2 separate regions of the Homo sapiens genome follow, and region 1 is linked to region 2. Evidence: read pairs that join two places in POLR2A ChIA-PET (ENCODE). Cell type or tissue: A673. All regions are shown on one strand. Links, peaks and the distances in the headings refer to the core of each region. The heading gives the core; the rest is flanking DNA. Region 1 overlaps SLC7A6 (solute carrier family 7 member 6). Region 2 overlaps SLC12A4 (solute carrier family 12 member 4).

The links. Peaks named below come from ENCODE experiments on the same cell type or tissue, not always from the same donor. Only the 100,000 strongest peaks of a DNase experiment are listed, where the experiment ranks them.
Region 1: POLR2A ChIA-PET joins it to region 2 with 7 read pairs; 4 of 35 experiments call an interaction of 5 or more read pairs at or near these places.

Annotation. Positions count from the first base shown.
Region 1 is chr16:68,282,691-68,290,235 of GRCh38, reverse strand. SLC7A6 (solute carrier family 7 member 6) reads right to left here. Exons shown (of 11, transcript NM_003983.6): 4 at 2,365-2,490. It also overlaps the pseudogene RNU6-1262P. Among named protein-coding and RNA genes, the nearest start is that of SLC7A6, 22 kb to the right of the region's middle. RefSeq lists enhancers at 574-623, 654-793, 5,875-6,014 and a silencer at 3,576-3,870. In A673, for the core only: no CTCF peak of the experiment used is centred there; no DNase peak of the experiment used is centred there.
Region 2 is chr16:67,954,880-67,962,424 of GRCh38, reverse strand. SLC12A4 (solute carrier family 12 member 4) reads left to right here. Exons shown (of 24, transcript NM_005072.5): 3 at 719-850; 4 at 4,381-4,527; 5 at 4,629-4,683. Among named protein-coding and RNA genes, the nearest start is that of SLC12A4, 10 kb to the left of the region's middle. RefSeq lists an enhancer at 2,151-3,350. In A673, for the core only: no CTCF peak of the experiment used is centred there; no DNase peak of the experiment used is centred there; H3K27ac peaks cover 646 bases.

The DNA.
Region 1 (7,545 bases), core at 1,246-6,245, 330 kb before region 2:
ACAAGAAGGCAGGGGAAAGAAAAAAAAACATAATTTAACACCAAAAGATCAACAACCACTAGCTCCCTACACTTTACCACCCCACCCACTTCCTCAGGAAAGCTCACATTCCTTTAATAAAACTAGACAATAAAAAACCAAAGACATTCTTGGCCGCCCTCTGATGTGACAATACTTCTTCCAAAACCCTAAAGAATTTCCATTTCCTGCAAATGATCTCACAGCAAGCCCCAGCTCTTCTACCTATTTATGTCAAGAACCCCATTTCACATGAAGGAGTCATTTTTCATTGAAAATTATACCTTCCTGTGAACTACCTCTCTTGGACCAGACTACTGCACAATTTGGTCAATGGGTTTATCAGCCTCATGGGAAGGACTCTATGCTGCTCTACTTGCGGTAGCTATGGTTGCATGGGGGAGATGACATGCTATAGAGGAACTGAGACCTTATCTTTCACTAGGCCTGAGCCACCCCCACCCTCCGGGGAGCCAGCCCAGCCTGTCATTCTCCTCAGAGGCCTCAGAGACTGCAGACACAAAAGCCCAGGGGACAGCACCCAGCTACCCAGATCAGAGACCCTCTGGACATACTGGGGTCTTTAACAAGACCCAGACTTCTAAGGAAGCCCATTGTCACACCCTGAAGAAAGCCTAGACCCAGCTCTCATGTGGTAAAAAGAGCTGGCTATGCAGCAAGAGAAGAGAAAATAGAGACCCCTGTCCTCAGGGGTGTCCATTCTCATACACAGCAGTGGTTCCCTAAGGAACAGATCTTCAGGGGAGGATTACTCAAAACCCAATTTGACCCCAGGATGCTCCTGAGCCTCCAGGGACATCCACATGGCTAGCTCTACTAACTTGATATAAGTACACAGGCTAGACCAGCAGTCTAAGAATCAACAAGGGCAATTCTTTTTTTCTTTTTCTTTTTCTGTTTTTTGAGACAGAGTTTCGTTCTTGTTGCCCAGGCTGGAGTGCAATGGCAAGATCTTGGCTCACTGCAACCTCTGCCTCCCAGTTTAAGGCGATTCTCCTGCCTCAGCCTCCCGAGTAGCTGGGATTAGAGGCACCCACCACCACCCCCGGCTAATTTTTTGTATTTTTAGTAGAGACAGGGTTTCTCCATGTTGGCCAGGCTGGTCTCAAACTCCTGACCTCAGGTGATCCATCTGCCTCAGCCTCCCGGCCTCCCAGAGTGCTGAGATTACAGGCATGAGCCACCGCGCCCAGCCCAACAAGGGCAATTCTTTTTTTTTTTTTTTTTTTGAGATGGAATCTTGCTCTGTCACCTAGGCTGGATGGAGGGCAGTGGCACAATCTCGGCTTACTGCAACTTCCGCCTCCTGTTTTCAAGCCATTCTCCTGCCTCAGCCTCCTAAGTAGCTGGGATTACAGGCGCGCACCACCATGCCCAGCCAATTTTTGTATTTTTAGTAGAGACAGGGTTTCTCTATGTTGGTCAGGCTGGTCTCGAATTCCTGACCTGCTGATTCGCCCACCTCAGCCTCCCAAAGTGTTAGGATTACAGGCGTGAGCCACCGTGCCGGGCCAAGGGCAATTCTTAAAAGCACAGCTTTTTAGACTCCACACCAACCAGAATGTGATCCAACAGATTTGAGATTAGGGTCTCAGCTCCCCGGGTGACTGTACACAGCCACATTTAGGGACTGATGACCTAGAGAACTGGGCTGTGAAATGATTGAGATATCTGTGGCTAAAGACACCTCAAGACCTCTCTAGGGCTCATGAGATCTTGGTAGGCCTGTTACCCTCACTGCCAGTCCTCTCTGATCCAGGAATGAAAAGCTTTCTAAAGCCAACATTTAGGAAAGACACTGCCAATTTCACAATATTTTAATATTTTTCTGAGAGCTGACTTGGGGAGGGATTGCTGAATACAAGTCCAGATGAAAAGTAAAGGCTGCAAAATAACCACCCATTTCCATACCCCACTTCCAGCTCCATATACCCTGCCACCTGTCTCAAGGAGGGCCCAGTCTTCCTACTTGTAGCTTGGCAGTCACAGACCACAAACAGGAGCCACTCTATCCCCACAGATTACTTTTATGACCCAATCATGACCCAAGCTTCAGGAGCTCCTAGGCCCTTGGCTGGCTTCCTGCAATGCTCCCAGCCTCCACCAAAGGAAACCAGCCCTGAGGGACAGGCTGACTCATGTCCACTTGGCCAAGCCAGCCTGGCCCAAAAAGCCCAGAAAGAAATCTACTCCCATCTCTTGCACTCACTGACACATGCTAGCATGTACATAGAAACAGCCGAGCAGTGAAGCTAACAGAGTCGCCATGTTCTCCTCAGGGAATCCAGAGGAACTGTTGGTGGTACCCCCCTTCCCACCACTTACCCTGGCACAGTTTAACAAGGCCCATGACAATGATGGCAATGAGCGCTACGACCTTGGCGTAAGTGAACGTGTCCTGCACACGTGTGCCCCACTTGACATAGGCACAGTTCACAAATGTCAGCAGACCTAGGAGGAAAACCACAAAGTCACTGGCAGGCTTGAGTTGAGGGCACAGGGGCCCAACCCCTCTTTACAGAGAGCACTCTTTCTGCCCTTCCTGCCTAAGGCAAAGGGGCCAATGGACCAGTCAGAACAAGGCGAACTGGCAAGCGAGGGGACACCCTGCACCCGCCCCAGCTGACAGCACACAGGCACTTCCATCACTACTGGTGCTCAAGGATATGAAGGCATGCGTGAACACATACTTATACATCCTGATGGCTAGCACCATTTCTGGGAATTCCCCCCAGGCCCAGGGATGGGTGATTTCACCTACTCTTTCCCACCCAGACTCCCAAGGTTCCAAACCACAGGAGACACAAGACCTCTTCATGGCCAAAAGAAACTCATCAGTAAGTGAGGTAAATTTGAATGCAGATGGCAGGTTACCTAAGAAATTAGAGAGACAGTGTTTTGCATTAAGTGTAAAAATGAGGCCAGGTGCAGTGGCTCACACCTGTAATCCCAGCACTTTGGGAAACTGAGGCAGATGGATCATGTGAGCCCAGGAGTTAGAGACCAGCCTGGGCAACATGGAGAAACCCTGTCCCTACAAAAAATACAAAAATTAGCTGGGCGTGGTGGTGCACACCTGTAGTCCCAGCTACTCAGGAGGCTGAGGAGGGAGGGTCGCTTGAGCCTAGGAGGTTGAGGCAGCAGTGAGCCGTGCACTCCAGCCTGATGACAGAGTAAGACCTCGTCTCAAAAAAAAAAAAAAAAGGAGAAAAAGAAAAGTCTGTTATATGCCTGACAATTTCACATACACCTCTCCATCAATTCTCACGACTCCAAAATACAGATATTCCTATTCCCATTTTATGGATGAGGAAACTGAGGTGAGAGAAGCTAACTACCATTTCTAAGTTCACATTCCCAAGCCCACTGATCGCTTCCACCCTCATTCCTACCCATACCTCCCAATTCTCAATGAAGTCCATGGAGAAGCGCACCCACTCGAGTACTCCCTAGGCTCACGTGGCTTTAAGTTCTAGCTCCTCACACACTTCAGTGACATCTGGGCCCTGTGCTGAGAGCCCCGGCACTTTGCTCCTGCTAAACAATGACTGATCCATGGGGACGACATAAGAGCAATATCCAGCAGGAAGGAACGCAGTGACATCTGTGAGTACTGCCTCTAGCATACAAAAACAGAACTTTTATGTGCACCTCAAATCTTACTACAAAATCTTTTGGGCCCATCCTCTAGGCCAACTCCACTTACTCCTACCCACTTTGCACTCTCTCCTTCAGCCAGACTCTCTCTCTTACTCGTACCGTACACACACATAAAAAGAAATGTCCTCCCCTCCTCTTCCTGCCATAGCCAACAGCAACTCCCAGTCAAGGTCTAGTTCAGCCCCCACTTCCTCTTCCTCTGTAAAACCTTCTCTGAATACACCACCCCACCCCTCTCTGAGCTCTTTCTCTCCTGAACCACATGGCATTCCTGCTTCTTAGCACAGGTTAGTGTCTATGCTATCATCATGTAGACACCTGTCTCAAGTCTCTCCCTCAGGTGATTGGGTCATGCTTCTCCCAAGATCACAAATTCTCAGAAGGTAACAGCAGTATATCATTTTATTTTCCTTCTTTCCTTCTTTTTTTTTTTTTTTTTTTTTTTGAGACAGGGTCTTGCTCTGTCACCCAGGCTGGAGTGGGTGCGATCACAGCTCACTGCAGCCTCGATGTCCAGGGCTCAAGTGATCTTCCCACCTCAACCTCCTATTAGCTGGGACCACAGGTGCACACCACCACACCCAGCTAATTAAAAAAAAATTATTTTGTAGAGACAGGGGTCTTGCTGTATTGTCCAGGCTGGTCTGGAACTCCTGGGCTCAAGCAATCCTCCTGCCTCAGCCTCCCATATTAGGATTACAGGCATGAGCCACTATGCCTGGCCACGTTGTTTTCTTAAGCTCATCACCAAGCAAAGAGGGGCACTGATAAACCCTGGTTGGAACCAAGGTGGTAAGATTTTCACTCTAACTTCCAATTCCCTGGAGCAAGGCAAATTGTCAGAAAGTTGGATATTCTTCCATTCAAATGGAGAGAAGTGCCTATGGCCAGCCTGTGAAAATGAACACAGGTGGCAGGTGCCAGGCTCAATGGCTTCAAAGAGCTTTCACTCAGTACACTGGCCAGTAACACAGGTGCTTACTAGTCAATCATGATGTGGGAGTAGGGGGACAGTGGTCAAATGGGAGGGGAGAAGCAGCCCAAAGAAATGCATGCTGCTGGCAGGTCTTCCCAGGGACCTACCCTGATGATCAAAGCTACCTGTATGGGGTTAAGCCTCAATCAGCTAACATAAGGATTACCTAGTTAATAGGTACCAGTAATCCATAGGCCCCTACACAGTACAGTAGCCATGTTTTGAAGTACCTGCCCAGCTCCTTCTTGGGAATTGCTCCCCCTTCCCTATCATGACTGATGGAGCCAGACACTGGACCCAAGTTGAGCCTGTTACATTGCCTCTCCCAGAAACACAGAGTTGGAATACCAAGAAACTGAATCTAACAGTAATGGGCAGAAGGGTCAGGAGCTACAGCAAGTGAAAGTCACATACAAGCCCTTAGTAACAAAGGGACAGAAACCATAAGTAAATAGAGGAAGGAAGCAGAACACAAAAAGAAGCAGAAGTGGGAGGGCATGCAGCTTAGACAAAAAGACAGACAGGGGGCCGGGGCAGCGGTGCACACCTGGAGTCCCAACTGTGTGGGAGGCTGAGGTGGGAGAACTGCCGAACCCAGGAGTCCGGGCCTATAGTGCACTGTAATAGCATCTGTGAATAGTCACTGCACTCCAGCCAGGGCAACAGAGTGAGAACTTGTCTCTAAAAAAAAAAAAAAAAAAGACGAGAAAATACACAGAAGAGACAGAGGGGTGAGAGATAAGAGACAAGGAGGCAGAGACAGAAGAGGATAAAAGGAGAGAAACACAAAAAGGTGGAAATAAACATGGAGAAAGAGACTGTCTGACAATATCCTGGCAGTGCTAACTGTGCTTCTGGTTTGCAGCTCCAAGGGGAAGAGAAGCTGATACACTCCTCAGACCCACTAACTGGCACTGGGTCTCACTTCTGATCCTTCTCCTTCCTTCTATCCTGCCATAAATGTCCTACAGGTTTGGTCCTCTCTGTGCACAGGTAAATATTACACACAGTGGAAATTCAACTATGTGCTAAACTAATGAATAAAGAAGGCTGCTTGTGGAAATGCCTGCAGAGTCCATTCCAATAGACCAGCTGGAAGGATACAAAAGCACCTGGTCAGAGTGGCTCCTCTGGGGAGAAAGACTAAAGCTGTGGAGAGGGAAGGAGACTTTTTCCACTCTGTGGTTTACCATGGTTTACCGTGAACATACGCCTCTTTCTAGATAAAAATAAAAATAGTTCGTGCTCACTTCAGCAGCACATATACTAAAATTGGAACGACGCAAAGAAGATTAGCATGGCCCCTGAAAATTTTTAAAAGAATTTGTTTAAAAATAAAAATGGTTCATTAGCAACAATGTAGCACCAGAAGGCAGAGCCAGGGTAGTGTGAAGCTAGGAGGCACCTAGGGCACAAAATTTAAGGAGGCACTCACTCTCAGGGGACCACATGCCGGAACCTGAGAGTGAGTACGCCCTTCAACGCTGACCCCAGGCACCTCGTTTGCCTCACCCTACTATCAGCCCTGCCAGAGAACAGAGAGCTCCTAGAACAGTCTGTCAAGCAGAAGCCAAGTCCCTTGACTGTTCTCCTGATTCTAATTAAGAAACAAAATTTCACCATCTGATCCTTACTCCTCTATTGCTTCCCAGAACTCCCAGCCCCCCTAGCTTACCATAAACTATCAGAGTTCAAACAAAGTCAACAACTGGGCCTTAAAGCCAGATGCTAAGATTCAGCTACCACAATTAAAACATCCAAGCCTTCCCTCTTCTCCTGATCTCATTTCCTTGCTGGACAAGCCTGCACCAAGGAGCGTGGGACCCACGTGAGGGTCTTCAAGGCTCTCTGGGAGCTTATTGCTGAGAAAGGAGTACTCAAATGGCAGATCCAAACTGAAAGCCAAAGCAGAAACAAATCCCCAAAGTCTCTGTGGCAGACATGGCTAGTTATCTTCCTCTATCTGTTCTTCCCTTTTTCATTCGTAATAGAAATTTTAGCTGAAGGCATGGCTGTCCAAAATAAAGCTGACATTGCCCAGCCTCTCCTGCAGGTAGGTACGGCTGTGCAACCAGGTTTTCTCCCGGGATGTATGCAAATATTTCATATAAGACCTCAGAAAGTGTCTTTAAATGGGGGAGGCAGTGTCTTTGTCCTTCTTGTCAGTTACAGTGCAGACATGACAGCTAGAGCTTCAATAACCATCCTGGACCACCAGCTAGAAGTCACAGGCTGAGGATGGCAGGAAGACAGAAGGAATAAACCTGGCTCCCTGAAGAACTGAAGTCATCCAAACCACACTGCCTCCTTTTAACATGTGAGAGAAACAAACATCAACATGTTTGAGCCATGCTGCTAAAGGTTTTCTGTTGTCTGAAACCCAAGTTAATAGTGAATAACATATGCACCCTCTCGCAGAACTGTGCCTTTCATACTCTCTTTCTGATGAGGAGATTGCCTGGCAATCTGAAGCTGTACTCCCAGCTACGCTGACAGTAGTCACAACTCTCTTTTCCCACAGGCAACAGAGAGCGGAGGGAAACCTTCCAATTCCTCCCAGACAGGCTGAATGTTATAAAGGGGCATTCAAGGACAAAGGAGTGCAACCGTAAACAAAAAATAACAACAAAAATGTGGAAGAAAGGCCGGGCGCAGTGGCTCACACCTGTAATGCCAGCACTTTGGGAGGCCGAGGCGGGCAAATCACAAGGTCAAGGGTTTGAGACTAGCCTGGCCAGTATGGTGAAACCCCGTCTCTACTAAAAATACAAAATAATTAGCTGGGCATAGTGGCGTATGCCTGTAGTCCCAGCTAATCAGCAGGCCGAGGCAGGAGAATCACTTGAACCCGGGAGGCAGAGGTTGCAATG
Region 2 (7,545 bases), core at 1,279-6,278:
AGCACAGCCTCGAGAAGGCTGCAGGAGCAGGGATCATCGCCTAGACCCCGGTGGGGCTGGGGGACCTGAGCTCTGGGAGGCCTCCTGACCTGGGAAAGCAGCAAGGTTCTGCGGTGAAGGCCTTGGCCCAGCCCCGCCTGAGGATGGGCTGGAGGATCAGGATCCCATCTCCGCGATTGATGTGGGTACTTGCAGGACTGGGGTCAGGGGAAGACCATCCAGGGAGATCAGGGTTTGGGCAGACAAGGGAGACTTCACTTGTCCCAGACATCACTCTTTTGCCCTCTTTGGTTCCCTGAGGTGACTAGAGTGGCTTTTTTGTGGGGAGGGTAGGCGTGAGTCCTAGAGGTGCAGCCATAGCCAGGAGGTGGCTGGGCAGAGCAGGCAGGATGAAGTATGCCATTGCCCCCCTGCCAGCCGTGTTCTTCCCTGCCCTCTCTCCCCTGAGGCAGGTGGTTTTCACAAATGGGCTGGCAGTGATTGTAGCCAAGGCGGGGTAGAGAGAAGCAGCCGCGGGGCTGGGCCTTTGAGTGCCACGTGCTGGGGTGTGGTGTGCACACCTGTCCAGTTGGATGGCTTGGACTTCCCCAGGTAGGAACTGGGATCAGGCCCAGGCCTGTCTCAGGGCTTGGAACAGGGCCAGGGACCAGGCAGCTGGCTCCACACAGCTGGCACCCACCTGGCCCAATGCCATCTTGCCCTGTGGCTCTGTTTGCAGGAAGAGCTGGACATCCGCCCAAAGGTATCGTCTCTTCTGGGAAAGCTCGTCAGCTACACCAACCTCACCCAGGGCGCCAAAGAGCATGAGGAGGCCGAGAGTGGGGAGGGCACCCGCCGGAGGGCAGCCGAGGTGAGCTGGTTGGGGCGGCAGAGGGGCCACACCTGGGAAGACAGACACAGCACCATGGAATTGACTGTTTCCCCACATGGTGGTGAGCACACTGGGGGAAGTGGGTGCCAAGCATAGTGAGCAGGGAGGATGGGCACTGAATGCCTTGTCTCAGGAGGCTTTAAGAAGTGACCTAATGAGAATCCCCCCGGGGGGCAGAGGGCCAGGGAGCCCCTCAGGAATGACAGCAGGAGACACAGCTGCCTGTACTCAGCCTTTACTGTGTGCGAGGTACCACACCAGGCCTGGGTTCTCATATGTCATCTGTACAACAAAACCAAGAGGCAGGTGCTTACTATCATCCCCATTTTTCAGACAAGGAAATAGTGTCAGGGACATTAAGGAACTTGTCTAAGGTGACTGAGCTAGACAAGATCAATGTGTAATGCTGGGAGATGGATTCGTAGATTTTATGGGAGACAGATTTGTGGGATATGTAACTATGCAAAATGCCAGATCAGTGACATTGTGTGAGGCTGGCTAAGAGTGTTGCCCTTGGAGCCAGGAACCAGGTTGTCTCTCGGAGGTCATGCAATCCAGAGCAAGTCACAAACCCTCCTGCTGCTCGCAGTGTTGGCCCAAGGCTCTATTGGCAGAAGCCTCCAACAACCCCCTGGGTTCCTTGAGTGCCAGTGTCAGGGGACATGTGTATGTGATCGGAGCCTGATGCTGCCTTGTGGGGCTTTCCTGTCCCACTTTTTGGTCACTAATCCAGTTCTCTGGCCCTTCAGCCCTCTTCTCTTTGGGGTGACTGTTACCTCTTTGCCTAGCTCCTCTGTGTCATTGCGGCTCAGTGTAGCTGAGGGCTGGGGATTTTTCTACATTTTTCATTTGGAGGCTAGGGACCCTCCCTCTCCACACACTGACTCCCTGAGGTTTGGGAAGCAGTGGTGTTTTAAGAGGAGCTGACGTCTGGCACTGGCTGTAGTATTCTCAGAGGTCGGCACAAGCAGAAGGCGCTCCTGGCTGGGATAAGCCAGGCCTGCAGCCTCACACCTGGTCGTGAGATTTGGGCCTTTCTGGGGTGGGGCCAGCAGAGAAGGTAGACCCCACTGAAGCGCGTCTCTCACCTTGCCCTTCAGGGAGGCAAACCAGCCCACACTTCAGAGAGGGCAGCTGATACCTTGAGGTCGCACAGACCTGACCCTGACCCTGTGCAGCCAGGTGTGACTAGATAGCAGAGAACCCTAACTGCGTCTGGCCATGTCTGTCCAGCACTGCAGGGGTGTCTCAACCTCTGAGAGTGCTCTGCCCACAGTGGGTGACAGGATCCTTAGGTCAGAGCCTCATCCTTGTCCCTTCAGGCCAAGCCAGGGAGCTGGTGGCGGGGAGTGAAGAGGCCCCTGAGAACGGCTAGTGCACATCTCAGCAGGAATGTGGGAGGGATGCCTGGGCCAGAGAGAGCCCATCATCCCTTGGCCCAATGGGGAACCCGTGAGGATGCTTAGCTTAGCTATCCAGCTTACCTGGCCACAGGGTAAGGATGGGAGAGGGTGACTGGGTGTCTTAGCTGCAGTAGTTTTTTCATGGAAGAAGGAGGAGCTGGGTCAAGTCTTTAAGGAGTCAGTAGGAAGTTAGGGATCTGGGGCTGCTGAGCTGTGGTCCTCACCCAGGGCAGGCCCGAGCAGGGGCCTCGGAAAAGGAAGGCTTGAAGCAGGAAGGGTGGGCCTCCGACCAGACCATGCCAAGACCCAAAGCAGCCTCTCCCCAGCAGCTGCTCCAGCTCCAGCACCGGCTTGATGACCTTCTGAGGCTGCCAGAGGTTATTTGGGGATGCAGAAAGCATTTCCGGCCCACCCTGCCCTTTCCCACACTGTCCTTTTCTTAGAGTGACTCAGCCTGGGATGGGGGTGGGACTGGGAGCTCTTGCTGTCGCTATTCTGTGGGTGGCATCCTCTGAGAAGGGCTCAGACAAAGCCCAGATGAGGGGGATCCGTCCCCTGCACTGCTCCACGCAGGACAGGTTGAGGAGCCATTTGTTTTTGCTGAGGCTCTTCTGAAGTCCTTTAGGTCGCTCACAGGTCTTGCCCCAGGCCAGGACCCTTCAGGAGGGGCATTAAGGAACTTGTCTAAGGTGACTCAGCTAGACAAGATCATGGCCATGGAGTTCTCTTCTCCCTAGCTTCAGGGCAGCACGGGCACTGTCTCGTGGGTCTTCCCTGTCCCCTCTCCCCGTATGATTTTCACTAATCTAGTCCTTTGGATCAGTGAGGAGGCTTTGCTGGGGCTCCAGTGGAAGCTGTCAGGGCCACACTTCGGAGGCTGCACTCTTGGGGGCTCAGTGCCTCAAAAAGATGTCAGCCAGCCTCTGTGCTCTCAGCCTCTGCCCTGGCCTCCTGGCTGGCCCCTACTCTGCCCTGAGTTGAGAAAGCCTGCCTGGATTTGCGTATTAGATCTTCCTCACCTGCCCTACAGCCTGAGCACTTTCTCTGTAGGATTTTCCCAACAGGATGTCCCAGGGGCTTCCAAAGCACCACTCACTGGGTTCAGAAGCACCTTTTGGGTACCTGCAGGGCCTGCTGGTGATAGAACCATAAACAAGCCAAGCCTGCCCTAATATAGTAACAAAATATACAAGCACATTCTGTTACCATGACCTGTAGTGACCACTGTGATAGGGAGTATCAGATGCCAAAGGAATGTGAGAGGGAGAACCAACTCCACCTGAGGCAACCTTCGGACATCTTCCCGAGAGAGGTAACAGTTTCACTGAAGAGTTTGCCAGGCCGTGAGGCAGGGCCGACTCTCCCAGGCAGAGTCCAGCACATTCTCAGGTTCGCAGAATCTGAGGGACCCATGTGGTCAGGGGCTGGAGCTAATAAGAGAGGTGATGGGACACATCTGGTGGCCCAAGCCAAGGAGTTGGACGGCACACTGGATTACAAGACAACAGAGGGTTTTCAGCATGGGTGATGAGATTAGACTTGCTTTCAGAGACCTACTATAGCAGCAGAGTGGGCTGGAGTGTGGAGAGGTTGACAGGCTCAGGAGGGTACCACCCAGGTGCCCCAGGTTCAAGGGACTAAGGCTGGGACAAGGCAGGCTGATCTCAGGGCAGCAGGGAGACAGACTGGGTAGGAGTTAGTGTCTACCGGGACTAGAGTTGGGGGTTGAGAGGGAGGGCCAGGGATGACTTCTGGGACTTTGGCTTGGGTGACTTAGGGCCTGCTGGGTGAGAAGGTGGAGATCTGAGACAAACCTCTCTTTCTAGAAGTTTAACAGAAGAGAGGAAGGGAAGGAGGCAGTACCTTGAGAGAGAGTTAAGGTTCCAAAGTTCAATGTGGGTTTTTAAAAAGAATCAGGTTTTACACCTTCCCAGACTCAACTGTCTTCCTATATGAAAGTCAATAGAGACATCCTAGCTGTCACCCCTACTCTCTGTGTTCCCTGGGGCCCCACTGGGGGAGGGGGCCTGCTGAGTGACTAGGGCTGACTCTCCATGGTGCATCCCTCTGATGCTCTACTCGCCCCCTCCCTTTGTGTTCGCATAGGCACCCAGCATGGGCACCCTCATGGGGGTGTACCTGCCCTGCCTGCAGAATATCTTTGGGGTTATCCTCTTCCTGCGGCTGACCTGGATGGTGGGCACAGCAGGTGTGCTACAGGCCCTCCTCATCGTGCTTATCTGCTGCTGTTGTGTGAGTGTCCTGGCGTGGGAGGGTTGGGCTGGGCATGGGCCACGGCTGCCCCCACAGAGCCCACCCAGCTGAGCCGCTCACCCAGGCCCTCCTTCCCACAGACCCTGCTGACGGCCATCTCCATGAGTGCCATCGCCACCAACGGTGTGGTTCCAGGTCAGTGAGCGCCACCCAAGGCCTGGTGGAAGAGAAAAGGACCCAGTATCTGCCTTGACCTACCTGGGAACCCCCATAGCACACCCCTGCCCCAAGCAGTTCTGTAGTGGGCTCCCAATCCCTGATGCCAGGACAGTGCCCACGTAGGAGCTTTCCTGCTTGACAGAGTTGGAGAGTGCCATTGTGGTTTTTGTTAATATAAAAGCAATACCAAAAAAGAAAAAAAAAGGGCAATGTATGTTTACTGTAAGAGGGTTTGAAAGTGCAAAAAAAGGCCAGGCGCGGTGGCTCATGCCTGTAATCCCAGCACTTTGGGAGGCCGAGGTGGGTGGATCACAAGGGCAGGAGATCGAGACCATCCTGGCCAACACGGTGAAACCCCATCTCTACTAGAAATACAAAAAATTAGCCGGGCGTGGTGGCGGGCGCCTGTAGTCCCAGCTACTCGGGAGGCTGAGGCAGGAGAATGGCGTGAACCTGGCAGGCAGAGCTTGCGGTGAGCCGAGATTGCACCACTGCACTCCAGCCTGGGCGACAGAGCGAGACTCCGTCGCAAAAAAAAAAAAAAAAAATTAGCCAGGCATGGTGGTGGGCACTTGTAATTCCAGCTACTTGGGAGGCTGAGGCAGAGAATAGCTTGAACCCAGGAGGCAGAGGTTGCAGTAGTGAGCCAAGATCATGCCACTGCACTCCAGCTTGGGTGACAGAGCAAGACTCCATCTCCAAAATAAATAAATAAATAATAAAAAAGTGCAGAAAGGTATAGAATGGAAAATTAAAAGCACCCATAATCCCACCATCCTGAAATCACTACTGTTCGCCTTTTGGTATATATAAGTCTTAGGGTCTTATGAAGTATTGCACACGCACACTCTATTTACATAAATTGTATATATATATATATATATGTGTGTGTGTGTTTGTGTGTATTTCCCAAAAGTATATGTGTGTATATATACATATGCATTTATGTGTATATGTTTACGTGTGTATGTGTGTGTGTATGTTTCCCAAGTGTTGAAAACAGTTTTTTGATTTTGGTTTTTTGGGTTTTTTTTGAGACAGAGTCTCTCTCTGTCACCCAGGCTGGAGTGCAGTGGCATGATCTCAGCTCACTGCAACCTCCATTTCCCAGGTTTAAGCAATTCTAAGTGATTCTCATGCCTCAGCCTCCTGAGTAGCTGGGATTACAGGCGACCACCACATTTTTGTATTTTTAGTAGAGACGAGGTTTCACTATGTTGGCCAGGATGGTTTCGAACTCTTGACCTTAACTGATCCACCCACCTCTGCCTCTCAAAGTGCTGGGATTACGGGTGTGAGCCACTGCACCCTGCCGAAAATGGTTTTTTGAAAACAGGATTCTCCATGGTACACCATAACCTAATTAATGTGATTATTCTCCTGCCTGTGGGTTCCACTTTTTCACCATTGTATACATTGTTGTCATGAACATCCTTGAACATGAATCTTTGTTCATGCCCCAGCAGTTCCCTTAGGAGAGGGTCCTGGAGGTGGATTACGGCATGAAAAAGATTGACTTTTCGTTTATTTATTTATTTATTTATTTTGAGACGGAGTGTGTCGCCCAGGCTGGAGTGCAGTGGCACGATCTCAGCTCACTGCAATCTCCACCTCCCAGGTTCAAGCGATTCTCCTGCCTCAGCCGCCCGAGTAGCTGGGATTACAGACATGCACCACCATGCTCAGCTAATTTTTGTATTTTTAGTAGAGATGGGGTTTCACCATGTTGGCTAGGCTGGTCTCAAACTCCTGACCTCAAGTCATCTGCCTGCCTCAGCCTCCCAAAGTGCTGGGATTACAGGCGTGAGCCACTGTGCCCAGCTGACATTTTTTTTTTTTTGAGACGGAGTCTCACTCTGTCGCCAGGCTAGAGTGAAGTGGCATGATCTCGGCTCACTGCACCCTCTGCCTCCCAGGTTCAAACGATTCTCCTGCCTCAGCCTCCTGAGTAGCTGGGACTACAGGTGCACACCGCCACGCCTAGCTAATTTTGTATTTTAGTAGAGACGGGGTTTCATCGTGTTGCCCAGGCTGGTCACGAACTCCTGAGCTCAGGCAGTCCACCCATCTCAGCCTCCCAAAATGCTGGGATTACAGATGTGGGCCACTGCACCCGGCCTTTTTTTAAAAATGTATATTTTTATCATTTCCTTTTTTTAGTAGAGACGGGGTCTCGCCATGTTGCCCAGACTGGTCTGGAACTCCTGAGCTCAAGCAATCCACTCACCCCAGCCTCCCAAAATGCTGGGCTTACAGGCATGAGCCACCACGCCCAGCCAAGATTGACTCTTTGAAAGAATTTCTTGATCCCTGTTCCCAGATTTTCACCAGAGACATTGTCTCAGCAGCAGATACAACCAGCAACATGAGATGACTCTTGTCCCCCTGTGCTTGTCACCCTGGGGCCTGGTCATGACTCTCTGAGTCTTTTAAGGGTGTTAGACTTTGATAGAAGCACAGATTCAGGGCAGGGAGCCGTGGACACTCACCTGGTGGCAGGCACTGTGCGGGGCCTTAGGGCCAAAAGGCTGGATGAGACAGTCCCTCCTCTGGTCTGGAGGAGTCAGACTAACAAAGGCACAGGCCTCAGGAGGGTGAGGTGGGCTGAGATAGGACACACCCAGCCAGAGGAGGCTGTGGGCTGTGCACAGGGCATTGGAGGATGGTGGCCAGTCAGCCACTGCTGCAGACTAGAGCTGCTCCCGCAAAGCAGTTATTTCCACGGGCCGTGCTGGACATTCGAGTCAGATGGGGATAGGATCGAATGTCAGCCTAGATGCTTACCCACCGTGCAGCCCTGGGTAGGTCTCCCAGCCCCTCTACTCATCCACAAACAGG